Linked DNA regions of Homo sapiens: regions 1, 3, 4 and 5 are each linked to region 2. A link is a loop called in an ENCODE intact Hi-C map of the cell type or tissue named here. Cell type or tissue: heart right ventricle. All regions are shown on one strand. Each heading gives the region's core, and the rest is flanking DNA. Links, peaks and the distances in the headings are about the cores only.

The links. A loop is a pair of places that touch in the nucleus more often than their neighbours do. Peaks named below come from ENCODE experiments on the same cell type or tissue, not always from the same donor. Only the 100,000 strongest peaks of a DNase experiment are listed, where the experiment ranks them.
Region 1: it touches region 2 in a loop (2.7-fold over the local background); 26 of 110 quality-filtered maps call a loop at or near these places.
Region 3: a loop joins it to region 2, with 4 times the contacts of the local background. A loop is called at or near these places in 27 of 110 quality-filtered maps.
Region 4: a loop joins it to region 2, with 2.1 times the contacts of the local background. A loop is called at or near these places in 6 of 110 quality-filtered maps.
Region 5: a loop joins it to region 2, with 2.6 times the contacts of the local background. A loop is called at or near these places in 32 of 110 quality-filtered maps.

The regions. Positions count from the first base shown.
Region 1 is chr16:12,241,713-12,247,496 of GRCh38, forward strand. The region is part of intron 14 of SNX29 (sorting nexin 29); the gene reads left to right. Among named protein-coding and RNA genes, the nearest start is that of SNX29-AS2, 130 kb to the right of the region's middle. In heart right ventricle, for the core only: no CTCF peak of the experiment used is centred there; no DNase peak of the experiment used is centred there.
Region 2 is chr16:12,093,104-12,098,887 of GRCh38, forward strand. All of the region lies in intron 11 of SNX29 (sorting nexin 29), which reads left to right. Among named protein-coding and RNA genes, the nearest start is that of SNX29, 120 kb to the left of the region's middle. RefSeq lists enhancers at 3,587-4,520, 4,449-4,743. In heart right ventricle, for the core only: CTCF peaks have their summits at 2,266 (motif pointing right) and 2,469; DNase peaks (open chromatin) are centred at 2,288, 2,848 and 4,734; H3K4me3 peaks cover 616 bases; H3K27ac peaks cover 1,955 bases.
Region 3 is chr16:12,337,996-12,343,779 of GRCh38, forward strand. All of the region lies in intron 15 of SNX29 (sorting nexin 29), which reads left to right. Among named protein-coding and RNA genes, the nearest start is that of SNX29-AS2, 32 kb to the right of the region's middle. RefSeq lists an enhancer at 3,327-4,526. In heart right ventricle, for the core only: CTCF peaks have their summits at 2,604 (motif pointing right) and 3,647 (motif pointing left); no DNase peak of the experiment used is centred there.
Region 4 is chr16:12,140,018-12,145,801 of GRCh38, forward strand. All of the region lies in intron 13 of SNX29 (sorting nexin 29), which reads left to right. Among named protein-coding and RNA genes, the nearest start is that of SNX29, 170 kb to the left of the region's middle. RefSeq lists enhancers at 2,715-3,009, 2,752-3,252. In heart right ventricle, for the core only: no CTCF peak of the experiment used is centred there; a DNase peak (open chromatin) is centred at 2,334; H3K27ac peaks cover 2,609 bases.
Region 5 is chr16:12,255,733-12,261,516 of GRCh38, forward strand. All of the region lies in intron 14 of SNX29 (sorting nexin 29), which reads left to right. Among named protein-coding and RNA genes, the nearest start is that of SNX29-AS2, 110 kb to the right of the region's middle. RefSeq lists an enhancer at 5,621-5,784. In heart right ventricle, for the core only: a CTCF peak has its summit at 2,525 (motif pointing left); no DNase peak of the experiment used is centred there.

The sequences.
Region 1 (5,784 bases), core at 437-5,436, 150 kb after region 2:
TGGCCTCCCAAAGTGCTGGGATTACAGGCATGAGCCACCAGGCCCAGCCTCCCTGGCCTATCTTTGTTTCCCCATCTCTTTCTCTCAACACTAGTTTCATCCATGATGGGTCCATCATCAGACTGTTTTCTCTCTCCTTATGGCTAGAGGATGATTGCAGCAGTTCCAGAACTTTCTAGTTCATGTTCAGTGTGGAAAGGGGGCTCCTGCCTCTGTGCCAGGAGGCTGTGCTCAGGTTCCTGGGGTTGCGCCGACTCCAGCATGCTCATCTAAGAACCCATAGCTGGCCAAGGAGGTTGCCCAGCTCTGAGTGGCCAGGCCCAAGTCACATGCCACTCCTGAAGCTGGGTTGGAGTCAGGCCTGGGGTAAAGTCAGTGGAATGTGAGAGCTGGGGAGAATTGGCTTCCCCAGCCAAAAATGGGTGCTCTTTCCCAGAAGTTGGGTGTATGGGGGTTTAGGTTTCTGATATACAGTAAATGTTAATAATAATTGCTTGTGAGCGGTGGACTACAGCCTTGAACCCAACTTGTTTGACTTCTTGGGAGGAGAAGGAAGCTACCAGTGCCCTGATTTTATTTATTTATTTATTTATTTATAGTGGCATTAGATTCTCATAGGAGAATCTAATTATATATAATAATATATATATATATATTTTTTTTTTTTTTTTAAGAAGAGGAGTTACATTCAATCCTCATCTTGAATCCTGTGAGTCTTGATGTTCATAGTCCACTTGTCTTTTATCTGGAAAGTGGCCATCTCTGTCTGTGAGTGGTCGGAGAATTAGTCGGCTAAGTTTCCTAGAGAAGAGCATCCCTCCCAGGGGTTCAGCTGTGTCTGATTTGGCCGGCTCTTTTCTTCTTCTTTTCTTCTTCTCTTCTTCTTCTCTTCTTCTTCTCTTCTTCCTCTCTTCTTCTCTTCTTCTTTTCTTCTTGTCTTCTCTTCTCTTTTTTTTTTTGAGGCAGGGTCTTACTGTGTCACCCAGGCTGGAGTACAATGACGCAATCACAGCTCACTGCAGCCTCAACCTACCAGGCTCCAGCAATCCTCCCACCTCAGCCCCACCCTGAGTAGCTGGGACTGCAGGTGCCCACCACCACGCCTTGCTGGGTTTTTTTTTGTATTTTTGGTAGTGACAGGGTTTTGCCACATAGCCCAGGCTGGACTCAAGCAGTGCTTCCACCTCAGCCTCCCAAAGTGCTAGGATTGCAGGTGTGGGCCACCATACCCAACCATTCCCCACCCCCAAAACCCTACCGCATCTCTCAGTTCAGCAGGAGCCTCATCTTTGGAGAGGCCCCTGGCTGTGGAGGCTCCTGGGGAGTGGCAGTTCACATGTCCGTCTTTCACGTGTCCTGGCCTGTGGGCTGGAATAATGGAACTGTGGGTGGCACACAGCAGAGACACTATTTGTCTTCTCGCTCTTTCTGTATCTTTCAGTGCAGGCCTGGCATCTCTTGGGCACACACCGATTCGTGCATGTAGTTGACAGTGAATAAGCTAAATGTGCATTTGATGCCACTCTAGGGCGTATGCCAGATACTGGGTTAGGCTTCATGTGCTCCAGGTGACCAAAGTCTGACCCCCTAGCCTGGACAGGTTTCCTGTCTGGCCCTCGCTGATCTCTGAACCTGTGCCACTTTTGTTCTGCTGCCCTGCCATTCCTCTCTTACACACCTGATGTCTCCTGCAGTTGGTAAGTATTTGATGTCTCTATGATGAATTTATTAATAGTTTAATAAGAACACATTAGGCTCAGGGACTCAGTACCGTGTGAGATTGTTAGCTAACTTTTACTAGATCCTGCTGGTTATTCTTGATCTGTTAGGACAGCAGCCTCCAACCTTTTGGGCAACAGGGACCTGTTTCATGGAAGACAATTTTTTCATGGACCAGTCTGATACCCTATTTTGGCCCAGACATTTTGGGGCATGTAATTGGGTTGAATAGTTGTATGATTGGGCTTCAGGTCCATCCATTTAGAAGACATCAGAGGCTGGATTGCAGGCCTGGTTCTACCCTCATGGGGGCCTGGTGGGCTCATTCACCCTCTCAGAGCACCAGGTGGCTTCTCTGCTCAGACAGAAGCACCTCCTGGTGCACCTGCATCAGAGACTCATGCGGATTAAGTAGGGTAATAACTGTTAAAACTTTGTATCTTTGCATAAGTCCATTCAGCATGTCTGGAACCATTGTCAAATGTCATGGAGTCCTTTGTGGCTCTGGTAGAGGTTAGGTTCTCACCAATAAAATTACTCTACTGGTGGTGGGGGTGGTGGTTTCAAGATAAAACTGTTCCACCTCAGATCATCAGGCATTAGATTTTCACAAGGAGTGCTCAGCCTAGATCCCATGGGTGCGCAGCTCACAATACGGTTCATGCACCTCTGAGATTCTAATGCCACCTCTGATCTGACAGGAGGTGGAGCTCAGGCGGTGATGCTCACTCACCCGCCACTCAACTCCTGCTGTGTGGCCTGGTTCCTAACAGGCCACAACCATTACAGGTCTGTGGCCTTGGGGGTTGGAGACCCCTGCCTTAGGGTGCCAAAGTGGAGTCTAGAATTCTGAGAGTGGAAGAAAGGACTGTTTTTTCCTTGATAAAATCATACAAGCCAGGCACGATGGTTCACATCTGTAATCCCAGCACTTTGGGAAGCTGAGATGGGAAGATCACTTGCAGTCAGGAGTTTGAGACCAGCCTGGCCAACATGGAGAAACACTGTCTCTACCAAAAATACAAAAATTAGCTGGGCATGGTGGTGCATGCCTGTAATCCCAGCTGCTCTGGAGGCTGTGGCAGGAGAATTGCTTGAAACCTGGGAGGCAGCGGTTGCAGTGAGCCGAGATCATGCCATTGCACTCCAGCCTAGGTGACAGAGACTCCATCTCAAAGAAAAAAAAAAAATCATCCAAATCACCTATGCAGAATGGAGGGTTTCTTGTGTGCTTCCTGGAAGCAAAATTATCTTTTCAGTACTGATCAGAGCCCTGGTATCTAAATGAAGGATGGTTTGCCACTGTTTGAGAAACACTTCAGCATCTTTAAGCTGGAGGGAGTGGTGTGGATGCTTAAGAAGAAGATCCCTGGTTAATGCTCAAACACAGATGTGCGTTGCTGGCAGAGTCACATTTCTCACCATTTGTTACTGCTACTTAATTTGAAATGACAGTTTTGTGTTCTCAAAAGAACAGTCATGTTTCTCCTTTCAGATTTGTTTTGGCAATTTATTAGCAGATCTAATTATAATATTTGTTTGATGAAGCGTCAGGTAGGAGCCACCTAAGTGGTGGTAGCATCGCTTTAAAAATAAGTCTGAAAGGGCATAGTTTTCTTACAGTGATAGAAAACATTGATTCCCCGCCCCCCTAACAAAAATTACTCCTAAATGGTATATTTAAATTGAACAATGGGAAGATTTTTGTTGTTGGATTCCTTAAGTAGTGGTTGAGAGCATATGCTCTGAAATTGGTCGTTCTTACAGCGGAATCCTGGCATTGCTCCCTATGAGCTGTGTGACCTCAGCTGAGTTATTTAACATCCCCCAGTCTCAGTATTTTCATCTGTTAAATGGGGTAATGAGAAGCTCCCTCACAAGTTTGTTGAGGTGTTACGTACATGATCCATATATTTAACATGCGGTGACAGGTTATGTAAAGCGCTCAGTAACTGTGACTGCTACTTTCATTTTTGACAAACATGTCAAAGATGACATGTTTGAATTCATGTCATCTGCTTGGGTTTTGAATTATAGTGACAACTGCCTAGATTTTTTTTTTTGTAATGTAGGAGATGCTGACTTCTTCTAGTTATATTTATGGGGCAGAAGTCTGTTAAACATCTTTAAAATTAGAGTGATTGTAGTTTATTTATTTATTTTTTCCTTTTTGACCAAACAAAAACCCGTCGTTGTGATTTAGCCTCCCTTGCTACCACTCCTCCTCCTGGTTTATAGAACTAGTCACAGGCCTTGGTCAGTGAATTCTGAAACAAGGATTTTTCCTGCAGGAGTGGCATCTGTTTCCTTGGCTGGAAACACACTTGTGTTGGCAGCTCTGGGGCAGGCAGCTTTGTGGTTGATGGTGAGGGTAGGGAGAGATGAAGTGCTTGAGACACAGAGTTTCTGCTGCAGGAACTGGGTTGTTAGGAAGGCACTGGGGCTGCAGGTTACGTGTTTGGACCTATCAGTCATTTGACTGTGGGAGAGTAACTTGCTTAAGCCCCAGAATCATCTTCTGTGAAATAGGGATATTAACAATGCTTAATGAGTAGGTTTTTGAACAGAGTGGATAAGTCAACAAAAGGTTAACATCCTACCTGGTGTGTGGGAAGCACTCCATAAACAGCAGCTGCTGTGTTTCTATCTCTGTTATTACTTCCCACATAAAGCACAGGTGATGACCAAGAGGGTGTCAACCTATGTCAACTTTGTTATCCTTCCGTTGGAGTCTGTAATTGAGGCTGATGTATATTAACATGGAAATAAGGTCTCAGGAAGCAAGAGGGTGCAGCTGACAGGCAGCGCTGCAGGCAGACAGCTCATAATTTTCTCCTCCTTTCTGGGTGGGTCACAGTTGGGACTAGTCTCTGGATTAAAAACAGTGCTAATGCCCTCAATGTCTGCATGAAAAAAAAAGAAACATTGGCCAGGCATGGTGGCTCACGCTTGTAATCCCAGCACTTTGGGAGGCTGGGGCAGGCAGATCACTTCAGGTCAGGAGTTTGAGACCAGCCTGGCCAATGTGGTGAAACCCCATCTCTCTTAAAAATACTAAAATTAGCTGGGTGTAGTGGCACACTCCTGTAATCCCAGCTACTCAGGAGGCTGAGGCAGGAGAATTGCTTGGACCTGGGAGGCGAAGTTGTAGTGAGCCGAGATCGTGCCACTGGGTGACAGAGCGAGACTCCATCTCCATAAAAAAGAAATAACAACAAAAAAACCCAGTGTTAACCCTGATCTTTCATGGTTGACTCCCTGAGTCAAAGGTCAGGCTTTATATGTGACCAGCACAGAAGGGCCAATTGGTGGTATTCTTAGAACAATGACCCGGGCCCACAGCAGTCACTGGCAATAGTAACAGCTGCATAGGGTCTGCTTAGGTCTGGATGTTGGGGATGGATCTGGCATGGCTTTTTGTGGAAGACATGTTGGAACTCAGGTCTGTGGGAGAGGAAGGTGTCCCCTCCCCTCGGCAGGTTTGTCTCCTTGCCTTGGATATGGGGAAGGCCAGAGGCACAAGGGGAAACAGGGTGTCAGGAGGTTGAGAAGAGGCCTGTGTTGCTAGAACTCAGAGAGTGAGGGGAGCAGGGCCTTGTAGGTCCCTGGAAAGGTTTGATCTTTATCCTAAGAAAGATAGAAAACCTTTGAAGAGTCCTAAACTGAGGGCTGGTGGTATCAGCCCTGCATTTTAAATTGATCACCTTCCCTATACGACGGGGAGAGAATTCAGGAAGGCAGAGGCCGGTATGGGGTGACCATTTGGCCGTTATAGCAGTCATCTTAGCAAGGGATGGAGGCTGGCTCTTCAGGTGGAGATGATGGGAATTAAAATAAGTTCAAAGGGTATGGGAGATAAAGTGGACAAGACCAGGAGTCCATGGCTTGCATTTTTCGACAAAACTCTATTATCAGGATATATTCCTCCTGTAGCCTTTCTTCCTTTACTTAATTTTCTTATGGCCCGCACAGTCTATCTCCTCCTGTTTTTCCCTCAAAATCATTCTATGGGTAAAAATAAATACCTTCCGACTTACAGCAGCTCCTCTTCCAGATGATGTAAAT
Region 2 (5,784 bases), core at 279-5,278:
TCACCTTCAGGTTTTAATTCTGAGTGGCCAGCAGCCCTTACATTGCCACTGTATATCATCAGAGCCACTAGAATATTAGATATGTAAATCCTTTCTGCACTTTACACATCCTTTAGTTTTGTAGGGCCCTGATGTCAGTGATCACGGCAAGTTGAGAAGCAATGTGTTGGGATGGAAAGAACATGGGTCAGGCAGACCACAGCACTGCTGTTCAAGAGCTGTGTGGCTACGTGCAGTGGTTCCTGGCTGTAATCCCAACACTTTGGGAGGACAAGGCAGGAGGATTGCTTGAGGCCAGGAGTTCAAAACCAGCCTGGGCAACATAGTGAGACCCCCTCTCTTTACAAAAGAAGAAGACAGAAAAGCCAGACATGGTGGCACGTGCCTGTAATCCCAGCTACTCGGAAGGTTGAGGCAGGAGGATCTCTTGAACCCAGGAGTTGTAGGCTACTGTGAGCCTTGATCGCACCACAGCCTGGGTGACAGAGTGAGACCGTGTCTTAAAGAGAAAGATCTATGTGACCCCGGGCAAATGCTTTAATTTCTCTGAACTCGTTTTCCCAGTCCTTGAAATGGTGGTAATATTATCCCCTTGGTGGATTCCTGGGAGTTATATGAAGTGTCTGTTGTATCTGGGAACCTCATTGGAGGCTCATAGATAGTTTTAGAGATTTCAGATACCTCTTGCAATTGTGTGCAAAATCGTGCTTGTGTGTTTGTGCACATACGTGGATTTTCCTGGGGAGAAGTTCCTTTGCTTTCACGACTCTCCTTCAGAGTGTTCCAGGCTTTAGAAAAAAGTAAGAAACACGAAACACTTCAGGTAGTTAGCAGGTGGTAATTGCACATAGTGTCTGGGGCAACACTGGCAATCGTGGTATCATTATTTTTGTTTTTACTGTTCTGCTTGCTGATGTTAAACCAGCTACACTGGCTGTGTTCTTACGCACATCCCTACATGTATTAGCAGTGGGAACCTGGGCAAGTTATTTAAGCTAACTGTGCCTCAGCGTTCTCGTCTATAAAATGGGGCTATCATAGTACCCCTCTGACACAGTTGTGAGGATTAAATGAACTAACAGATGGAAGATACTCAGAAGATACACTATGTAAATTACCACCTGAGCTATCGAAGGGTGTTATATGCTATGTAAATTATACCTTGATAAGAAAAATTGGAAAAAAAATCCAAGAGAGTATCTGGCATCTTAAAGACTGAATAACTGGTAGGTGTGATCATTAACAACACCCTCAAAGGGTACGTTGCTGACGAATCTTCCTGAAAACAACATCTGGGCCTTATTGTTGAACTGCAAATAGGTTGACCTGATTTTCCATCTTACTGAAACCATCCCTCCTGCAGAGGCCCTGAAGTTCCCTTTAGCTGGTATCTACCCCTCAATCCTCCCTCTGGTTAAGAGGACATAAACCAGGCTACTCTTTCTATGAGGCCTGAAAATTGGAAGTGATCACGCAGGATGGTGGTTCTTAGCTGGGGGTGATTGCAACCCCCAGGGGACATTTAGCCATGTCTGGGACATATATGGTTGTCACACCTGGGATGAGGGTCCTTCCGGCATCTGCTAAGTAGAGCCCAGGGATGCTGCTGAACGTCCTGTGGTGGACAGGACAGGTCCTCCCAACAGGACAGCTCCTCCCAACACAGCATTATCTAGTCCCAAACGACAGTACTTGAGAAACCCCAAGACAGAAGGAAGCAGCAGGGCCGTTTTCCAGGAACCGTATTTTGTCTTAGGCTTTTTTTTTAAAACCTCTCGCCTCCTGCATAGGTCAAGGAATGAAACTTAGGAAAAAATGAGCCTAAAGAAAATGATAGATCCCAGGGAGCATTTGTTTGTGTGTGTGCGCATGCATGTGTGTGTGTATGTTTGGGAGCTTTTTCGTGCCATCACTCCTGCAATGAAGATGATGATTTAGGAAGGCAGTAGATGCATAATGATACAGACCTGTGGAATGCACCAGACTAAGTGATCCTGACTCCGTAGCTGCGGAAGTACCGTCACTGCTGCGGAAACCAGCTCACTGGTACTACTTTACTAGATCTTAATCAAAATTCATTCAGTTGATATTTGTTGGTGTTTACAACAGCCTTGTCTCCCTTCACCTCCTTTTTAACAACAAAGTTTCTACTCTTGAGTTAATTTCGTTTGAATATATGGTTATTTGGGAGCTGGAGGTTGCAAGAAAGCGGCTCAGGCTTTATTCCTGCCAATTTCAGGAAGAGCCACATTGGAGCCACCAGGGGGCGCCCTAGTCTTTTCTCTGCCGCTTTCCTTCCGCAGCTGCGGGTGGTGGTTATCTGAATTTTTCATGTCCAGCGCGGTACCCCTTTCAGTGGTGAGGTCGCGAGTGGTGGTGGTGTTGAGAGCAGTGGTCTTTTCTAGTTGAAAAACATCAAGCATGCATGCAGCTTTCTGTTCACCATCAGTATAGCACAGTCATGCATTGCCAGTCACTTTGTGGTCCTGTTCTAAAAGGGAATTTGCAGCTCATCAGAAAACATTTCCCCTGTGTCATTGCTTTTCATGAGATATAATTGATTAGCTGTGGGTATTCAGCTTTTGAATCCCGATTGTTGCCTTCTTGCCCCTTTTTTTGGGGCTGGGGAGTGAAGGTGATAGAGTCAGGTGAGCCCAGACCATCCGGCCCATTTGTTTCCTTTTAATTTGTTAGAGCTTTTGATTGTGAGCCAGGGCAGAGAGGGCAAGAAAAACATCCTTACTTGTCAATAGGCTGTGTTGAGGGGGTCCTTTTTTTTCCTCTTGGCTATTATTGGAAGAGATTCTCAACGCTAGTGAGGCGTTCTGGCTCATCGCCTAGCAACACAATTCCAAACATTCGGCAGCTCCAGAAATGAAGTTGAGGAGTGCTGTAGTAACATCAGAGAGAGATGCGAGGCCCCGCAGCCAGCTGCTTGCTTGGCTAAGGGCTTCATGATAAAATTTTAGGATGAGATGGTGGGGCAGTGGCCGTTAAATCGGCTGCAGTCTGAGCCCCCTGCCCCTTAACTGCCGAGAAGTGAACCTAGGTGACGTGGCCAACACAGATCCCTCACGCTGGGCATCTTTCTTTAAAGGGGAAACTTCCCACTGAATTTTGTGTATTAGCCCTTCAGTGACTGTCTTAGTGTCTTAGTAATTGGAAGGTTCCAGATGGCATTTAGACATGCCTCACTTCTTTATCATCTGTTTATTCATTCACCAAACATTTACCAAACATCTCTCATGTGCTGGGCGCAGTTCTAGGTGCTGAGGAGCCAGAGGTGGGGATCCAGCTTGGCCATGCACAAGCTCTGTGTCACATGTTAAAATTTCCCCATCATTATAATGCAGATTTAAGAGTGCCAGCACCATGGGCTGTTGTGAGGACTAAATGAGTTCATACACAGAGAGTGCTTTGACATTGCGCTCAGCACTCAGGAGATGTTAGCTCTTCTCACATGGGCCCTGCCCACAGAGCATTCTAGTGGAGTTTTATGGTAATAAAGAAATGATGAATGATTGGATGGGGCAAAACGGGAGGCAATGGGGTCATGTGGGAGTGATGTACTCTTTGTTATCTGTGGCACTGAACAACCGCCACTCGATCCACCCATGGGAACGAGTTCCCCGTGAAGTGGGAAATTCCTAATGGAAGTTTTAGGTTATGCAGTACAGCTCCCAACTCCTTACCTGGAAAAAGACCAGTGCTGGATGCTGGTCACTCATATAGACCCTGGATTCCTTGCTCCCAGGAGGGGAAGGAGGAACCGATGACAGCAGGATGAATGTAGCAAGGATAGGGTGGCTGAGGTCCAGAGGGTCACAGGAGGGAAAGGTTAAGGGCTCGGTGCAGGGGAGGTCAGGAGGTCTTGCACAGATGGGGATGCTGGGCCAGAAGGGAACCTCCCTGCAGTGTGCAAAGGGGGCTGACAGTGATCTTCCAGGCTGCACCTCTGGTTCCGTCACTAAGCACTGCAGGATGTCGGGATGGGCTTGAGGAGCTGTTGTCGCCATTATGAAGCCCTTGAGGAAGCATTGGTGATGGTGCTGCCGAGTACTGAGTCTGTCCTTGTCACCCGTTAACTCACGCATGTCTGCGATCCTGTGAGAGCTTGCGGTGATCCCCATTTCACAGAGGAGACGGGAGTGCTTAGCGGTAGATAAACCTAGCCAGCATCACACAGCCAGTGGCCGGTGGAGCTGGGTTGCACAGCTAGGCTCTTACTCCGGGAAGAATATGTTTTAGCTTCACCTGGAGACCCTGCACCAAGCCAGAGGGCATTTTGAAGGGGCTGTATTTCAGGCCGACTTCCCGCATCTGGCTGGTTGTTCCCTGCCTCACCAGGCTCTCACTTGTCTGTGGTTAATGATCCAGGCTGCAGTGAGTACACAAGGTCTCAGTATCATTTCTGTGCTCTTGGTTTGGGCCACACATGATTTTTTTTTTTGGTCTTTTTTAGCATTTGTTCATTTTATTTGAGGTCTGCTGCATTCCTCCTGACCTCCCTAACAGCTCAGACTCTTAATTTGTTTACAGACTTTCAGGAAGGGCTGTCCCTGAACTCTAAGCTAGGATCAACTTTTGGTCTGGAGGTTTCTAGCCGGCTATCTCAGCTGGGCCAGGCAGCAGCTTATGTAACCGTTTGATGCAATTCAGAGCCAATCCAAAATGGGCCTCTCGCTCAGGGGATGAGACGCGGTCAGACTTGTTTGAAATGTCAGCTTTGTTTGAGCTGGGACAGCTCAGTTTGTAAAGTTGGAAGGCGGGGGTGGTGGGGAGGCAGCTGGGTGTGAGTTTATTGGGAAGGAGTAGCCTGACTGGGCTGCTTCATTAAAGTTGGGGGAGCTGCACCGCCCTGGAGGAGAGCACCCCAGGCTCCTGCAGTCCCACATGAAGGGCTCACGTCCTGGCTTTGCCATTTACTTTGTCCGTTTCCTTATTTCCAAAAGGAGGTGAATAGCACTTGCCATGTGCAGTGCCCGCACACGCTGGGCCCAGAGGACGCTCAGTACGTGGCCGGGGTGCTTACGTTTTGGTTGCAGCCCAGCAGTTCTAACCCTTCCCCTGCCCCCTCCTTCAACTCCTTTTCCTCCTCCTCTTCTCCCTCCTGCCCTAGACCTTAAATATTAATGTTAAAAATTTGTATTTAAATTTTTGTTTTGCATAAGTATATATTTACATGGAACAAAACTCAAAAGGTACGTATGGGATACCGTAAAGGATTTCTCTTCCACTCCCACATCAGCCACCTTGCTCCCCGTCCAGGACTCTAACCATTGGAGTTCACCTTCTGGAAGAACGTCGCTGCCCAGTTGAATAGGGGGTTGGGCATACTGGAGCTCCCACTTGCAGTGGCCACCGCGTGCCCTTTGATGGGACGTTACATTGCATTTCAGCAGCACCCAGCTGCTTCCAGGTGTCTGTACACACCGTCGGTTTCATGTGCGCAGACGATTCAGTTTCATGCGCGCCCGATTCAGTTTCATGCTCTTCCGTCTGCCGGGACACCCTCCCCTCTCCTCCTCTTTTGCCTGGGTCGTGCTTATTCATCCTGTAAGACACAGCTTAGGCGTCACCTCCTCCAGACAGACAGACACGTGAAGATCAAGAGGCTAGCTTTGTCATCAGTAAAGCTGGTTGGAAAACAGAGCTTTGAACCTGTGGGAAGGTGGGCTTACAAAACCTCGTCCCTGAGTCTAACAGTCAGAGGTAGAGACCCCCCTCAGGGCAGTTCCTGAGCACACCTTGTGGGGAGGTGAACAGGTGGGTGGGCTCTGAGAG
Region 3 (5,784 bases), core at 607-5,606, 250 kb after region 2:
TCTCTTCACAGCGACTGCCAGAGGAGCCGAGGAAGCACCTGCATTTGGAGCTATTCAGTGCATCCTGGAACCGGTGTTTGGCTTATTTTCTTAGCATAAGTAGATTTCTACCTAATGGGTCATCAGTGTTTTCTGGGGCTGAGTCATTAGGGAGGTGGGAGGCGGATCAATTGTTTAGACCAGACATCGCCTCTGCAGTTTGCCGAAACCACGGCTTTTGTTTTCTTTGAAAAGGAAAATGTTGGAGTCCAGTAGACTTTCTTAAGCAGTGTGGAGGCAACTCATGAGCCGTGGGGTTGGGCGAGGAAGGGAAGTACACTCTGTTCAGAACCCTGGGGATGTTCAGAACCCTGGGGGTAAATAAGGAAGCTCATCGGGGATCAGACCAGCAGAGGGACTGCCTTCCTTGGCTGCCTTCCCCCCGGGAGGTATTCCCGGGAACAAGGAAGCTCATCCCCTCTTAGGTTCTCACCGTGCATCAGGCGTTGTGCACAGGTTCCCACAAGGGGTGTCACGTTCTCCTCACAGCTTCAGGAAATCTGTATCATTAAAGTTTCCACTTGTAGATGAGAAAACTGAGTCTCAGAAAGGCTGTGTAATTTGTGTGAGGTCACACAGCAGCATTCACACCAGGTCTCCCAGAACACACAGCCCATACTATATCCCCATAGGCAAATCAGAAATGGCTAGCTTGATAAGGGACATCATCCTTGACCTGTTGCCTTCCTGGGTGGCAGGGGCCTGGGAGATGAGACTCTATGGAATCTCTCCCTGCAGACCCCTACCCCATCCCCACCCCCAGACCCACCTTCCATGTGGGAGGCGCTTGTGGAATATTTATTGATTGAAAGAGGTTGAAAGAAACATGTTTAACAACATATGGCCCAAAATCATAACAGTGTTTCCAGATGGAGGATTCATGATGCTGCCCTGCAGCTTAGAGTCCCCCAGATTAGGAGTGTCACATGGAGGGAGAGGTTAAACTTGTTCCACCTGTGGCCGTCATGGGCTGTCCTAGGACTACACACAGACAACTTTGAATTCAGTGGAAAGAGACCTGCGCCATCATGACTGTTTCATAATAAGTGGCAGCCGGGCATGGTGGCTCACACCTGTAATTCCAGCATTTTGGGAGGCTGAGGCAGGTGGATCACCTGAGGTCAGGAGTTCAAGACCAGCCTGGCCAACATGGTGAAACCCCGTCTCTACTAAAAATATAAAAACAATTAGCCAGGCGTGGTGGCGCATGCCTGTAATCCCAGCTACTTGTGTGGCTGAGGCAGAAGAATCTCTTGAACCTGGGAGGCAGAGGTTGTGGTAACCTGAGATCGTGCCATTGCACTCCAGCCTGGGCGACAGAGTGAGATTCTGTCTCAAAAAAAAAAAAAAAAAAAAAAAAGATTATGGGTAGTGAGTTTCTTGTGAGTGGAGGTGTTGAAGCAGAAACTGGGCAGTTACTTGGTGGCTCTGTGAGTCAGGACTCTAATCCAAATGACAGAAAACTCAAACTGGGCTTAACAAGAAATGAAGCTTTTTGAGTGATGAAAACTGGACATCCAAGGATTGGTGTAACCTTTGGCAGGGTTGCATCCAGAGGTCAGATGAGCAAATGTGGATGTTCTCTTCCTGCTGTTGCTCTCTGCTTTCTTTTTTGTGGTCTTCATTCTTAGGAAGGCTTTCTCTATATGTGATGGATCCTAGCAGCTCCAAGCTTATGTCCTATGAGCTTAGCAATTCTTGTCATGAAGAGAGGGTTTCTCTCCCAGTAGCTCTAACAAGATTCTTGGAATTGACTCTTATTGGCCTGACTTGAGTCTTCTGCCATCCCTGAACCAGTCACTGTGGCTAAAGGATGAAATACACTCATTGGCAGGGCCAGGGCACGTGGCCAACAGTCAGTGGGGGCGTTTGGTCAGCTTCCCCAGATCACTAGGAAGAGAGGTGGTTTCTTAAGAAAAAGCAGGATTCCATTAGCCAAAAAAGAGGGGAATTCATCTTGGGCAGAGAGAAAAAGAGAGATGTTCACCATGAGGGTCACTGAAAAAGGGTCTTTTAGCATCAAATGAGGAATTGGAGACGATCACTTTTTAGATTTAAATCCAAGACATAATGATCAGGTTTAGTTTCTTAGCCAAAAATTGTTTTCTTTTTCATCTTTGTTTTCATCATCGTCATCTTCTCCATCCTCCTCCCCTTCTTCTCCTTCCCTGGAGAAACTAACTAGAATGGAATGCAGCTGTAGAAATCCTGGTTAATTTCTCAGATGCAGAATCTGGTCTCTGCAAAGGAAGGAGAATTTCTATTGAAGCCCAACCTTTTGTTTGAAGTCCTATTCTCTGTAACGGGGCATAAAGACAATGTTCCTCAGTCAGTAAGCATTCCTAACCTTGAGCTCTAGGATGTAAGCTCAGAGGAGGAAGGAGCTTTTATCTGTTTGTTCCCTGTTGTATCCCCAGTGTCTAGACAGTGCTTGGCATGTAATAGTAAGGATGGATGGATGTGGGAGACAGAATGGGAAGAGCATGGTTTTGCATTGAACAGATTTGTGTTTGGAGTTCTGGAAACGTTGGTCTGTGAGTCATCTGGAGCAGAGTGACCACTTGGGGGCAGTGTGAGGTTATTATCAGTAACTTGCACCTGGTGGCCAGGTAGACAAGAGGCTAGAACTGCGAGAACAGTCGGGAGGGACCAGAAGGGACGATCTCCCCTGTCTCTCTTTCACAACCCCGGCAGCAAACATCTCTAAGAGTCTGATTAGGTCACCCGGAGCATGTGGTATCTTGGGCATTGAAGCATCTTTGTGGGTTCTTGAAGGTCTGAGATCCTCCAGTGGAGAGTGTTCCTCAGTGTCCCGCTTTATAGCCTTTTACGTGGAGTCTTTGCCTTCCATCCACTAAAGGGGCCCCTATCCTTTGTCTGTCACCACTGGCATCTTTCCTCTATTTACTTCACCATGAGGTTATGAGAACTCATCCTACAGTCTCTTCTAAGCCCCTATTTCCTTACCTGTAGAATGGGCATAATGCCTTGAAGAGACGTGATGATTACAGTGAAGGAATATTGATAAAGGACCAAGAAGAGTGTCTGGCCTGTGGAACGCATCCAACCTATGGTTACTATTATTATTGGAGCCCAAGGAGAGATTTGAATTGTATTTGGGGCTTTCACAGACAAACTCATTAGAAAGTACTGCCTGGGCCCATATAGCAGACAGAATACAAGTCTTGTGATGGATAGACCTGGGTTCAAATTCTGACTTCACCACTTGTGATTTGTATGACCTTGAACAAATGATTTAATGTGTCTGAGACCAGTTTCTTCTTGGGTAAAAGGATATCATGATACCTACTTCCTGTGGCTGTTGCAAAGCTGCCTTTAACAAATGTCTTTGGCCTCTGTGCCTTTCCTCAGACTTTCAGGCCCATTGTGAGAGAGCTAGGAAGATACAGGGTTGTCAAGTTGACACATGTCAGAATAGGATTGGTTCTGCCACAGTAACAAATGATCCTCAATCTCGGTCTTTAACAAAATAAAAGCTTATTTCCTGTTCGTATGTGTCCAACATGGGTTGCCCAAGGGCAACAGTGGGACTGTTCTGCTCCACATAATGACTCAGAAATCTAGGTGGACAGAGGCTCCCATCTTGTGGCCACACCATGGCTTTCTCACTTAGTGTTACAGGGAAGGGATGGTGCAGGGTCACACGCCAGCAGTCCTATGCTATGACTCAGAAGAAACATTTGTCACTTCCACCTGGAACTCGTTGGCCCTAAGTCAGAAGCTTGTGCCCTGTTGTGCAGAGGGGGCTGGGAAGCTTGGGGAGCAGGTAGGGTGCATGGTGAGCACCAGTATCTCTGCCACAAGGACCCACTTGTTGTCTTCATGACATTCCCATTGTAGGGATTAGAGCAGCTGTGGGCTAGTGACTCCGTAGCTGCCAGGTCATTTCCAGCACAGTGCTTCGTGCCAGGAAGTAAAGAAATTTAGGCTTGAGACCCCAGCTTCATAGATGCTGCTGAGAACGTGAACTCTTTTACCTCTCCCAGATTCTGGGAGGTAGATGTGGTCTTGTAATGCTGACTGTTGAATAGAAAACAGAAGAAGATCACATTTGATGAGCCACTCTGTTGGGGGTGGCCTAGGCAGGGAAGCATTGTGATACTTTTGCACTTACCTTCACTGCGTATATCATGGGGATATGAGTCACCCAGAGAAAAAGTTTTATTGCCTGTTGCCCTCTGCAAGGGAAGAAAAGTCACAGATGTCTGCTGCATGCCTCCTGAGGGCAAGAGTGTATGCTTGGCATTTTAACATACAAGATCTCGGTCATATCTTCAGTGTCCCATGGAGAGAAGAGATTACAGTCTCCATGTTGCTGATGAAACCATGAGGCTTAGGGGTGTTCAGAGCTGTGTAGAAACAATGGCTGCCCCGTTCATGGGACACAGCCAGTGAAGTGTGGTCCCAGATTCAAGCCCTTAAATTCCATGTTGTTGTTTTAAACTATACCATCTCGTCTTTCCATTGTAATGTCTGTGGGGCTTAAGGAAGTTGTAGGGATGTGCCCAGTTCTGTGTGTCAATCAAAGCTGTAAGAATCAGAATCTTGTGTCTTTTACGAAGCTTGAGTTGTATATTGGCTCATTTAGTCCTCATAACAACGCTATCATGTAAGAGCTCCTATGGCCACCATTTTTCAGATGCAGAAACTGAGGTCCAGAGAGGTTGAATGATTTACCCAAGGTCACCCAGCAAGTTACTGGCAGACTGGGACAGAATCCTGGCCGTCCAGCTCCAAGTTCATCCCCCAGACCAGTACCCCACAGTGCTCGCTCACATTTGAGCACAGTCTTCCCTCTGTCCAGGTGCTGGTGTTCATGAATTACTGCTTGGCACAAATGAATGGCTGCATACCCCTTCCTGGGAGGAGCAAGCCAGCCTTTACCTGAAGGAGGCTCTTGGCAGCTTTACGGGAGTGCTGTTGGGTGTGAGAAAGAGACTCTCAAAGGAAAACAACATTTTGATGCTCATAAAATTTAATGTTCTTTCATTTACTGTCTTTCTCTTGAAACTTGGACATAATTTATTGAGCCCGTGGTTGAAATATTCAGGAGGTCTCTGTGTGCTACTTCGAAGGGAATATGATTAAAAACGCACACCAGCCTCCACTGATTTCTCAAGACATGAGAACACGACAAAGAGCCACATAATTTCAGAATTCACATCTTTATGTGAAAGCCTGTGCTTTCCAGCACCTTGCAGAATGAATGGAAAAGCAGCACTTCAGGGTGAAATGTTTTCCAGAAAACTTCTGACTTGGTGTGCTAGTGTTAGCTTCACGGTACTAAATAACTTCTGTGTCCAGCAACCTATTCTCGGAGATAAAGAGAAGCTGCCCCAGGCCCTGTGCCAGGCTGGCTGCTCTGAAGTCACATCTTAACCATGTTTAAAATCCTGCTCGATACGATGGAGCCCCACTTTATAGCCGAGGAAATGGGAGCAGATGAATGATGGGGCTTGGGTGTGAACCTGTTCTCATGCCTCCTGCCAGCTGACCTCTTCCTGCCTTTGGCCTCAGCTTAGTATCACAAGCCCTAGGACGGGTAGCTGCCTCCCCTTCCTGTTCCCAGGGACCGTAGTCTTCCTGCTGTGCCACTGGCCACTTTGTCTGAGAACCGTTGACCACCTAGATCCCCACGAGATAGGGAGCTCTGTGAGGGCAGGGGCAGGGGCAGGGGCAGGGTCCTTGTCACACTGATGCCCAGAGCTCAGATCAGTGCCTGGC
Region 4 (5,784 bases), core at 223-5,222, 47 kb after region 2:
TACCACTTAGAGTCAGTAGTAGGTGACAGAAACCCACCCTAAACTGCCTAAGAAAAAGAGCAGTTGATTCGCTCATGAAACTTAAACCTACAGGAGAAGAGCTAGCTTTTTGCTGGGCTGGATCAAAGCTCTCAGGGGGTATCACGCATATCATGCAGTCCCCATGACTTTCCATGTCTCCTCTCTCTTTCCCTCGGTCTTGGCTTCATTCTTAGGTAACTCTTCTCTTGTGGTGACAAGAGGGCCCCCAGGGGCCCCAGCCTAAATCCCATCAGTTTAACAATGCCAGTGGGAGGAGAAGACTTTTTTCCAGTAGCTCTGGAGAAGTCTTGGGATTCACTCTCTCATTTCCCGGGCCAGCTGTGTTACTTTTCCTGCCCAAGCCTGGGTCCCATTCCCCCTGGAGCTGGGGGTGGCTGGCTTTCCCTCACCTGAACTCCGTGGAGCAGGAACAAGGATGGAGGAGAGTTTGCTTAAAAGGAAAACCAGGATGTTCCTCCCATCAGATTGGGGGTGCATGCGGTGAGGTGCAGCCTGCAGATGTCCCTGACAGTGGGTTGCTTCCACAGAGGGCTTGTGACGCTTGGATTCTGTCCATTTTCCAGAGTGACACTACCGTGCTGTCACTCTTGTGCCAGCTGTCTTGCGCACCCTGTCTTGGTGGGTGAAATCTGGGCTCAGCCATTCTAAGCGGTAGCCCGAAGGTCTCTGTGCTGTGTTCTCCATTGTGCTTTTCCTTGGCTAGATATTTCGGTCTGATATAATCTGACATTATTAGCAAACCGCTGGTCCAGCTACTTTGGCATATTTGGACTTGATCTTAGAAGACTCAATATCTGTTTTAAATAAAAATATTTGGTAATGCCCCCTTCTGAAATGAAATTTATAGCGAATATAACCTACTTATACAAGTAATTTAAAAAATCAGTATAACACTCTAATATGAAAGAGAAATGAAAGGAATTTATAATACAAAATAGATTTCAGTACATATTGGTCTGGCGCAACTGTGCTAGAAAACATGCTGACGCTAAGTGCTTGCACCTCCTTCTCATGGATGAGTTTTGATTTTAAGAAGTTAAGAAGATCAGAAGTCATTCTTTAGAAGGAGTCCAGAAAAAGAGCAGAGAGTGGGTGAACCGTAAAGTAAACCTGGCATAGTCAGTATATATGAAAGGCATTCCTTTCTAGGCTCAGATTATGAGTAAGGTTTCCGCCTACATGAATGGCCACAGGACGATTGAAGTGTTGCAGGAAGTAGGCTGATCTTGGTTGTGTGGTACTGCCTTGGCCTTTCAGGACAGTTAGTATCCTCGGCTCTATGCTGTAAATGCTGGTAGTGCTAATGGAAAGGGGTCTTGATTCAGATCCCAAGAGAGGGTTGTTGGATCTTGTGCAAGAAAGAATTCAGGGCAAGTGCTTAAAGTGAAGGCAAGTTTATTAGAGAAAGTAAAGAAGCAAAAGAAGGGCTACTCCGCAGACAGAGCAGCGGCATGGACCAACTGACTTAGAGTACTTATGGTTATTTCTTGATTATATGCTAAACAAAAGGCAGATTATTCATGAGTTTTCCAGGCTCGGGGCAGGATTTCCTGGAAGTGACGGTTCCTCCCACTTTTAGACCATGTAGGATAACTTACGGACATTGCCGTGGCATTTGTAAACTGTCATGGTGCTGGTGGGAATGTCCTTAGCATGCTTATGCATTCTAATTAGCACATAATGAGCAGTGAGGACGACCAGAGGTCACTTTTATCACCATCTTGGTTTTGCTGGGTTTTGGCTGGCTTCCTTACAGCATCCTGTTTTATCGTCATGGTCTTTGTGACCTGTATCTAATGACACCAGTCCTCCTGACCTCCCATCTCATCCTGTGACTAGGAATGCTTCACTTCCTGGGAATGCAGCTCAGTGGGTCTCAGCCTCATTTTAACCAGCTCCTATTCCAGATGGAGCTGTTATGGTTCAAACACCTCCAACAATAGCACTCATCATCCTCGTGATGACCCAGACTGTCCCCACGGCCCCCAGTGAGAATCTCTGCTTTAGCTCTTTCCCAAGTGTTCTCTTTTTCAAGACCATTTACAAATGTATTGGAATTTTGTGTGCAAGGTCCCTTTCAGTTGCCCCGATCTTTTTGAGTCCTTGTCTAGAGACTGGATCCAGTCCACACTGAACCCACTGTTGAGCACCTGCTGCATATGTGACCCACTCTGGCTCTCCCACCTCTCGCCTCTCCTTGGGCATGAAGCTTGCTTCCCCAAGGTCGCTGGCTTTTTCCCTTGGCTGAGTCTCCTGAGCTGAGTGAGTTGTGCCCTTCGCCATTGTTAAGCACATGCTTGTCAGCAGCTGGCTGGTCTCATGATGTACCCCAGAGCAGCCAAGGAGCGTTGAGTGCATGGGGTGGGTGGGGCTGGTGTTGGGGGCTGGGGGTGAGTACAAGATACACATGTCAGTCAAGAGGGAATATGGCTTAGGAGGAGCTGTTTTCCTGCAGTTTGATGCTACTGATGAAATTCAGTCAAGATGAACGATTGATATTGTTTGTTTGTTTGTTTGTTTTTGAGACGGAGTTTTGTTCTTGTTGCCCAGGCTGGAGTGCAGTGGGGCGATCTCAGATCACTGCAACCTCTGCCTCCCGGGTTCAAGCGATTCTCCTGCTCAGCCTCCCAAGTAGCTGGGATTACAGGCGCCTGCCACCACGCCTGGCTAATTTTTTTGTATTTTTAGTAGAGACGGGGTTTCATGTTGACCAGGCTGATCTCAAACTCCTGACCTCAGGTGACCACTGCCTCGGCCTCCCAAAGTGCTGGGATTACAGACCTGAGCCACCGCTTCTGGCCGATATTGTTTATTTGTTGATTCACTCTTCAAACATTTACTGTTCCGTGTGAAGCTTAGTCAATCAGAGAGAAACACAATACAGCTGATTCTGTCCTGTGGGTGCTAGAAATTGAAGGGAAGGATATGCAAGCAAAGAAAATTTTTTTTTTTTTTGAGGCAGAGTTTCGCTCTTGTTGCCCAGGCTGGAGTCCAGTGGTGCGATCTCAGCTCATTGCAACCTCTGCCTCCTGGGTGCAAGCGATTCTCCTGCCTCAGCCTCCTGAGTACCTGGGATTACAGGCATGCGCCACCATGCCCGGCTAATTTTTATATTTTTAGTAGAGGTGGGTTTCTCCATGTTGGTCAGGCTGGTCTCGAACTCCCGACCTCAGGTGATCCGTCCACCTCGGCCTCCCAAAGTGCTGGGATTACAGGCATGAGCCACTGCGCCTGGCCGGCCACAAGCAAAGATTTTAACCTTCAGTCTGACAGCTCCAGGAGTTCCATTTTCGTGGGGCTACTCTGAGCAGGAAGTGTCGTATGGGGCAGGTGTGGACTTGAGTCCTGCTTCTCAGGGTTAGGGCAAGGGTGAGACAAGTGAGGCACCTACGCTGCTTAATTTAAGGCGGTGCTCGTCCTTAGTGTCATGCAAGGGCTTCCACCGCTCCTAGATGTGGGATCTGAGATGGCCATTTTACCTCTCAGGCTCCCTATCTAGAAAACCACGGTGGTAACAGACCCTCCCTTAGAGAGAGGATGAAGAGAGATTGCATGTCAAGGGTTAAGCACATTGAATACCCTGCGTAAGTACTGAGTAACAGACAGCCATGGTGATTACTGTTGGTTTCATGGAAGTAAATTATGCCTCCATTTCAAGCCTGCAAAAAGTCATTCTCTGCAGTTAATCTAGCCTGCTGTTGCTCAGATGTAACTAGCTTCCTAATAAAGAATTCTCTGGGTTGAAGAGCGAAATATGTTGCTTAAACTTTGCTGAACATCATAGTCACCTGGGGAGCTTTTAAAATGGTTATGTCCAGGCTGCCCTCCAGACCAATTAAATCAGAATCTCTGGAGCTGAGGCCCAGACTCTCAGGTAATTCCAGTGTGCAGTCAAGGTTGACAACTGGTGGCTTAGAGCAGAGTTTCTCAAACCTTAATGTACCCACGAAACACCCGGGGCTCAGGTTAGAGATTAAATTCTCATTGAGCAGGTCTGGAGTGGGGCCTGCTATCCTGGAGTTCTAATAAGCTCCCAGGTGACACTGATGCTGCTGGTTCCTAGACCACACATTTTAAGTAGCAAGGACTTAAGAGAGGATGCCAGCAATGATCTGAACGGATAAGCTCATTGAAAACCTTAGAAAGGCTGATTTTTAGCTCAGAACCAAGTTGGGAGCTAATTTTTTGTTGCTTGGCTGGTTTGAAAAATATAAAGAATAGTATGACCCACTGCAACAATTAGCACTACTAACATTTGTCATTTTTGTTTTAGATTTTATTTTTAAGTAAACCATAAACAACATGTAGGTTTGTGCTATGGTTAGAAGGTTGTCCCTCTAAAACTCATGTTGAAACTTAATTACCAAGCAACAGTATAAAAAGGTGGTACCACCTGAGAGGTGATTAGACCATGAGCGCTCCACCCCCCATGGAGGGGAGGTGCGATTCATGCTGTTATAAAAGGGCTAGCTGGGCTCCTTTTTCCGTTACTGCCTTCTGACCTATGATGACGCAGCAAAGGTCCTCGCCAGACGCCAGCCCCTTGATCGTGGACTTCCCAGCTTCCAGAACTGTGAGAAAAGAAATTTCTGTTCATTATAAATTACCCAGCCTCAGGTATTCGGTTATAGCAGCACAAAACAGACTGAGACGGCTTGCTTTGTGGGTATTTATTTTTTTGAGACGGAGTCTCGCTGTGTTACCCAGGCTGGACTGCAATGGCGCGATCTCTGCTCGCTGGAAGCTCCTCCTCCCGGATTCACACCATTCTCCTGCCTCAGCCTCCCCAGTAGCTGGGACTACAGGCGCCTGCCACCACACCCGGCAAAGTTTTTGTATTTTTAGTAGAGACGGGGTTTCACCGGGTTAGCCAGGATGGTCTCTATCTCCTGACCTCGTGATCCGCCCGCCTCGGCCTCCCAAAGTGCTGGGATTACAGGCGTGAGCCGCTGCGCCCGGCCTCTTTGTGGGTTTTTAAGGATCTGCCTCTGAGCTTTCAACGTGCGCCCACTGTTCTGCAACTTGGTTTGCTCACCCAATGTAAAGCTGAATGGTTTCAGATTAAGATATACACAAGTGGGATTCTACCATGGAATTCTGCCATACCTGAGATTTCTTGAGGGAACTCTTGTTTTCATACTTAAAAAAAAAAAAAAATTACCTTTAAATTGTGAAAGCAGCATAACAACTCAAAATGGGGAAAAGAGTCCCAAATCCCATGACTGTAGCGTGATAATTATTTCCATTCTTAGTCCACTTAAGTATATTTTTACATAGTTACACCACTGTTTGTTGTGTACATGCAATTTACATTCTGTTTATTTTATTCTGTTGCTATGTAGATTTCAAATTATGTTTAAATACAAGATTTTTTTTCCCTGTTCATAAATGTAATGTGTACGTTCGAATCCTTAAGGTTTTTCCCTTAAGTTAGGGTATTTTTCCCCCCTGCATATGAAAGTAATTTGCAAGTTAGAATTCTTAAGTCCGGGAATACCAGAAAAGTTTAAAGAGGAAAATCACCTGAACACAATTACCATCAATGAATTTATTATTTATGGGGCATTTTATTCCAGTTTATTTTTATGCATATATGTATTTTATATAATTCAGGTCATTCTGAATCTATAAATTGAGGGTCTACTTTGAAAAGTTTTTTATTACAATAATACAGTAAACAACAGACATTGTCTCATGTTATTCAGTTCCATGGATGTCACTTGATGGCTTTGTGGAGTTCTG
Region 5 (5,784 bases), core at 502-5,501, 160 kb after region 2:
GCTTTCCATTGTGTATATACGTCACGTTTTGTTTATTCATCTGTTGATGGACACAGGTTGATTCTGTATCTTGGCTATTGTGAATAGTGCTGCAATAAACATGAGAGTGCAGATAAATAACTCTTCGACATACTGGTTTCATTTCCTTTGGATAAATATGCAGTAGTGGGATTGCTGGATCATATGGCAGCTCTATTTTTAGTTTTTTGAGGACCCTCCATGCTGTTTTCCATAACGGCTGTACTAATTTACGTTCCTACCCACAGTGTACAAGGGTTCCCTTTTCCCAGTCCTCACCAACATTTATCTTTCTTCTATTTTATAACAGCCATCTTAACAGGTGTGAGGTGCTATCTCATTGTGGTTTTGATTTGCATTTCTCCGATGATTGGTAATGTTGAGCAGCTGGTCATACACCTGTTGGCCGTTTGGATGTCTTCCTTGAGAAATGTCTATTTGCATCCTGTGTCCATTTTTTAATCAGGTTATATTTTCCTGCTATTGAGTTGTTTGAGTTCCTTGTATATTTTGGATATTAACCCCTTATCAGACCTATTTTGCAAACAGTTTCTTCCATTTGGTAAGTTGTCTCTTCACTCTGTTGATGGTTTCCTGAGAATTTTTGTTTTTTGGAGGTGGAGTCTCATTCTGTCATGCAGATCTTGGCTCACTGCAACCTCTGCCTCCCTGGTTCAGGCGATTCTCCTGCCTCAGCTTCCTGAATAGCTGGAATTACAGGCGTGTACCATCATGCCCGGCTAGTTTTTGTATTTGTAGCAGAGACGAGGTTTCACCATGTAGGCCAGGCTGGTCTTGAACTCCTGACCTCAAGTGATCCGCCTGCTTCGGCCCCCAAAGTGTTGGGATTACAGGTGTGAGCCACTGCGCCCGGCCTCCTGAGAATTTTTTTTGAAGAGAGACAATCAGCATTCAGCAGTTGTTTATGAAGTGCCTGCTATGTGCCAGGTACCAGGCTACTATCTGACTTAAAATGGGGAACAAGACAGAGTTCCTGGGTACGTGGGATTTCCATTTTACTGGGAATCACGGTGAAAGAGGCAGGAATGGCCACTGATGGCTCTGCTTAGTTCCACATGCTCACAACCATTGGTCTACTGGCCTCCTCCACTTGGACTTATGATAGCTAAAGCAGAACATCTGCTTTTCCCACCAAAACTTCAATTTCTCCACCGTCTTCCCCACTGTATTAGTTTTCTTTTGGTGTGGCAACAAATGGCTGATAACAAATTATCTTACAGATTTGGAGGTCAGAAGCCGTGGATTTCAATGGGCTGAATGAGGTGGTGGCAGGGTTGTATTTGTTTCCATAGACTCTAGGGGAGAATTCCTTTCCTTGCTCATTCCGTTGTTGACAGAATCCAGTTCCGAGTAGCTGAATGACTAAGGTTCCCGCTTCTGGTTGGCTCTCAGCTGGGGGCTGCCCTGAGCTCTGGAGGCCCCCAGAACCCAGAACAAGCAATGGCATGTTGAGTCCTTTTCATTCTTGGAATCCGACTTCCTGTTCTCCTGCTTCTCCTCTGTGGTTGTCTTCTGCCATCCCTCTCTTCTGCTTTCGACTGGAGGGCATTCTCTGCTTTTAAGGGCTCACGTCATTAGATTGGGCTCACACAGGTAATCCAGTATACTCTCCTATCTCAAGGTCTGTAACTCTAATTATATCTGCAAAGTCTCTTGCTATGTGCAGCAACATATTCACAGCATCTTTGGGGCATGGGCATCTTTGGGGGCCATTCTGCCTACCACTAGCATCTCTCTCTCTCTCTCTCTTTAAGAGAGACAGGGTCTTGCTCTGCCATCCAGCCTGGAGTGCAATGGCACATCTATAGCTCACTGAAGCCTTTAACTCTTGGGATCAAGCGATCCTCCTGCCTCAGCCTCCTGAGTAGTTGGGAAGTTGGAACTACAGGCACGCACCACCATGCCCGGCTTATTTAAAATTTTTTTTTTTTTTTTTTGTAGCATCAGGGTTTCTCTGCATTGCCTAGGCTGGTCTCGAACTCCTGATCTCAAGTAGTCCTCCCACCTCAGCCTCCCAAAGTGCTAGGATTACAGATGTGAGCCACCGCACCCAGCACCCACTCATAAATGCCACCTCTTGGTTGCTCAAACCAGAAATCTGGGAGTCATCCTGTGTTTTTCCGCAGACTTTGTCTCTGATTTACAATCTATAGCCAGTCCTGCCAGTTCCAAAATATACCCTGGAGATGAATGGCCATTTGTGACTGTCCTCACTGCTATCGCCTGGGTCAGGCCCCCAGAGTCTCTTTGCCTGGGATGCTATTGTAGCTCTGAGCTGGTCACCTGCTTTCCATCCTGGCTCCTGTGCAGTCTGCTCTTCACACAGCAGCCAGAGTGGTTTAGCAATCAGCAAACAGGTCACAGCTCCCAGCTCCCCTGATGAAAGGCCTCCAACAGCTTTGCCTCATCCTGAGAATAAGATATGAAGTTTCCCCTGCAGCCTCCAGCCCCGTGTCATCTGCCGCCACCTGCCGTCCTGCTCTGACCTGTCACCTCGTCTCTGTGTGTACCTTCTTTCAGTCACAGTGGCCTTTCTGTTCCCGGAAGAAGTCCCGCGTTCCCATGTCATCGCACTTGCCATTCCCTTTGCCAGAACATTCCCCCCGTGATAGCCCCATGATGGAGCTTCGAGTCAGTCAGTTCTCTGTGTGGTTGAGGTCTCCCCACAGAGGCCCAGCCTCCATGTCTGCAGGAGCTCTCCTGAGGCACCCTCTCCAGTGTATGTTTTGCATAGAAATTGTTACTCCCGGAAATTCTCCTTACTTATCTGCTCATTTGCTGCAAGCCAGATGTAAGTGCTCAGCAGAACTGTCTCTCATGTTCCACTCCCCACAGGTCCCAGGGCCCTGACCCATGGCAGTCGCTCACAATGTATATACTGGGGCAGCAAATGCAGTGGTGGCATCAGAATTCCAGAGCCTTCTTGGAGAGTGAATGGTACTTCGCTGCCTTTCCATCTTAGTAGCTCAGAGGAAACGTGGAACTTGTAAGGGTTTGTGAGGTAGTTCCTGAATCAGACGTCTCCTCTGTTAAAGGTGCCCAGTGTGGAGAGCGTTGTTATTTTTTATCTAATATATAATGAGACACCAAGGAGGACTTCCAGCCTCCCTTGGGAAATTTCCCTGAGTCTCTGTCGGAGGAGGACTTGTGTCTTGTGTCATTCTCTCTCACTATGATAGCCTGGTACAAAGAGATCCTCCGTAGACAAGAGTTGTTCCATCAGCAGACAGAGAGCTGGATTCAGCCCTCTGGCAGGAGTGCCACGCCTCCCTCCCCAGATTCCCCCTCCTCTCTCTCCTGCCCTCTGCTTCCCCAGAGCTTCCTTGCTTTGGCTTCCTAGACATAATTAAGATTTTCCGGGAAGTTGTCTAGGCTGTACATCATCTCCGTGGGCTTTTGAAATAGCCTCTGGTTTGTCATTTATTATATCGTTCCGATTTGTCAAGGTCTCCTTCTCAACGTGGGGAAAAAAAATGCACTCCGCTTCCAGGTGTACATGGGAATCGTTTAAAATACAGCGTGATTACAGCTGGGCCACCTGGCTGCTCGTTCTACCCCGTCTTTGAGAGGAGGCAGCATTGGCTGTGCTGGCTTGGTGTAGCCACTGGCTAAGAAGGTGTCCTCCTCCTCTCTGCCCCTGCCTCCAGCCTGAGCAAGCCCTAGTTCTGCTGGGTGAGGGGGATGCTGGGATGTTTCTCTGCCTCCTCCAGCCCGCAGCCCCCACCTGGCTCCCCGCAGCTTTTATGAGAGCTGTGGCGCAGAGGACTGAGGAGCGGATTGAAGCCAGCCCAGGGTCACGTGTGGCTTTATGGATGAGAGCCCTTGAATATGATTGTCTTCCTATTTTCTAGTTTTTCTTACCTTTGGGACATTTTCTCATCACCTAATGCTAGTCTTCAAACTGTAAGGTACATCAAAATCACCCTGGATAGTTATTAAAATGCAGATTCCTGGCCCTCGTCTCCGATCCACGGAATTCGTTTCTGGGAACCGAGACCCACGAATCTGCATTGTAACAAGTTTCCCCTTCCCTCCCAGCCCTCCCCATGTGACTTTGATGAGCGTGGTTCAGGGTCCCCCTTTGAGCCCTGCTGATATAATGGACCTCTCTGCTCAGATCACCGCCACATCCAAAGTGCCCTGCCACCCCCTAATCCCCCGCTGCCTCTGCCTCTGCCCCATGAATGCAGCCGCTCAGGTCTTTGCTCCTGCTGATGCGCGGCCACGTTCCTCCAGTCTTCTCTTCTGTTCCTGCAGGAGACAGCTGCCACATTGAGGCTTCACAGGCACTTCTCTGTGACCCCTTTTTTCTCTCCATTGTGACCTGACCCTATGGCATTCTTCAGAATTCATAAGGGAAGTGAGCTTTCAACGTGATTTCTTTTTTAAACCTATCTTTTTTATCCCCTTGAAACATGAGACTTTGCCTTGACCTTGGGTTTCAGGGATGATGAGTCCTCTTCTGCTGGTGCTACAGGCGTCCTTGTTCCAGCCTTGACATTGTTTTCCTTGTAGGTTCCTGGAGCAGGGATACATTCTGGATTTCCAACATGAATTGTGTGAGATTTTTGTTGTTCTTTTAACCTCCCTGTTACCGTCTTCCTTCTCATCCTTCATCTGTTGTGCGCCTGGTGCTCCTTGAGGACTTTGTATTCTTGGCTTTGGGCTTCCTTCCCATGCGGCTTGAGGCGCTGGCCCATGTTATCTGTTGTTGTCTAGAAGTCTCTCCACAAAGCCCAGCCCCTTGCAGATGATTTGTCTTTGCCTTCTGAGCTTCTCTTTTCTCTCATGTGGGGTGGGGGCATCCATGTCCTCCTGGTCTCTTGGAGTGCGTTCCACCTTCTCCGTCTGCTTGCTCTCCAGGGCTTTCTTAGCCAGGTCCCCGGCTGGAGTGGATGTTTGCTATGAGCTTGGGTCTGTGCACGCGTCCCCGGCTGGAGTGAGTGAGTGTTGAGCTCAGGTCAGTTCACACGCCCCCAGCTGGAGTGAGTGTTCGCTGAGCTCCAGTCTGTGCATGCGCCCCCGGCTGGAGGGAGTGTTTGCTGAGCTCAGATCTGTGTGCGTGTGCCCGGCTGGAGTGAATGTTTGCTCTGAGCTTGGGTCTGTGCATGCGTCCCCAGCTGGAGTGAGTGTTTGTTGAGCTCAGGTCAGTGCACGCGCCCCCGGCTGGAGTGAGTATTTGCTGAGCTCGGGTCTGTGTGCGCGCCCCCGGCTGGAGTGAGTGTTTGTTGAGCTCGGGTCTGTGCACGTGTCCCCGGCTGGAGTGAGTGTGTGCTGAGCTGGGGTCTGCGCATGAGTCCCTGGCTGGAGTGAGTGTTTGCTGAGGTGGGATCTGTGCATGAGTCCCCGGCTGGAGTGAGTGGTTCCTGAGCTCCAGTCTGTGCACGTGTCCCCGGCTGGAGTGAGTGTTTGCTGAGCTCCGGTCTGTGCGTGCGTCCCTGGCTGGAGTGAGTGTTTGCTGAGCTCGGGTCTGTGTGCGCACCCCCGGGTGAAGTGAGTGTTTGCTGAGCTCGGGTCTGTGCGCGCGTCCCCGGCTGGAGTAAGTGTTTGCTCTGAGCTCCGGTCTGTGCGTGCGTCCCTGGCTGGAGTGAGTGTTTGCTGAGCTCGGGTCTGTGCACGTGTCCCCGGCTGGAGTAAGTGTTTGCTCTGAGCTCCGGTCTGTGCACGTGTCCCCCGCTGGAGTGAGTGTTGGCTGAGCTCGGGTCTGTGTGCGCGCCCCCGGCTGGAGTGAGTGTTTGCTGAGCT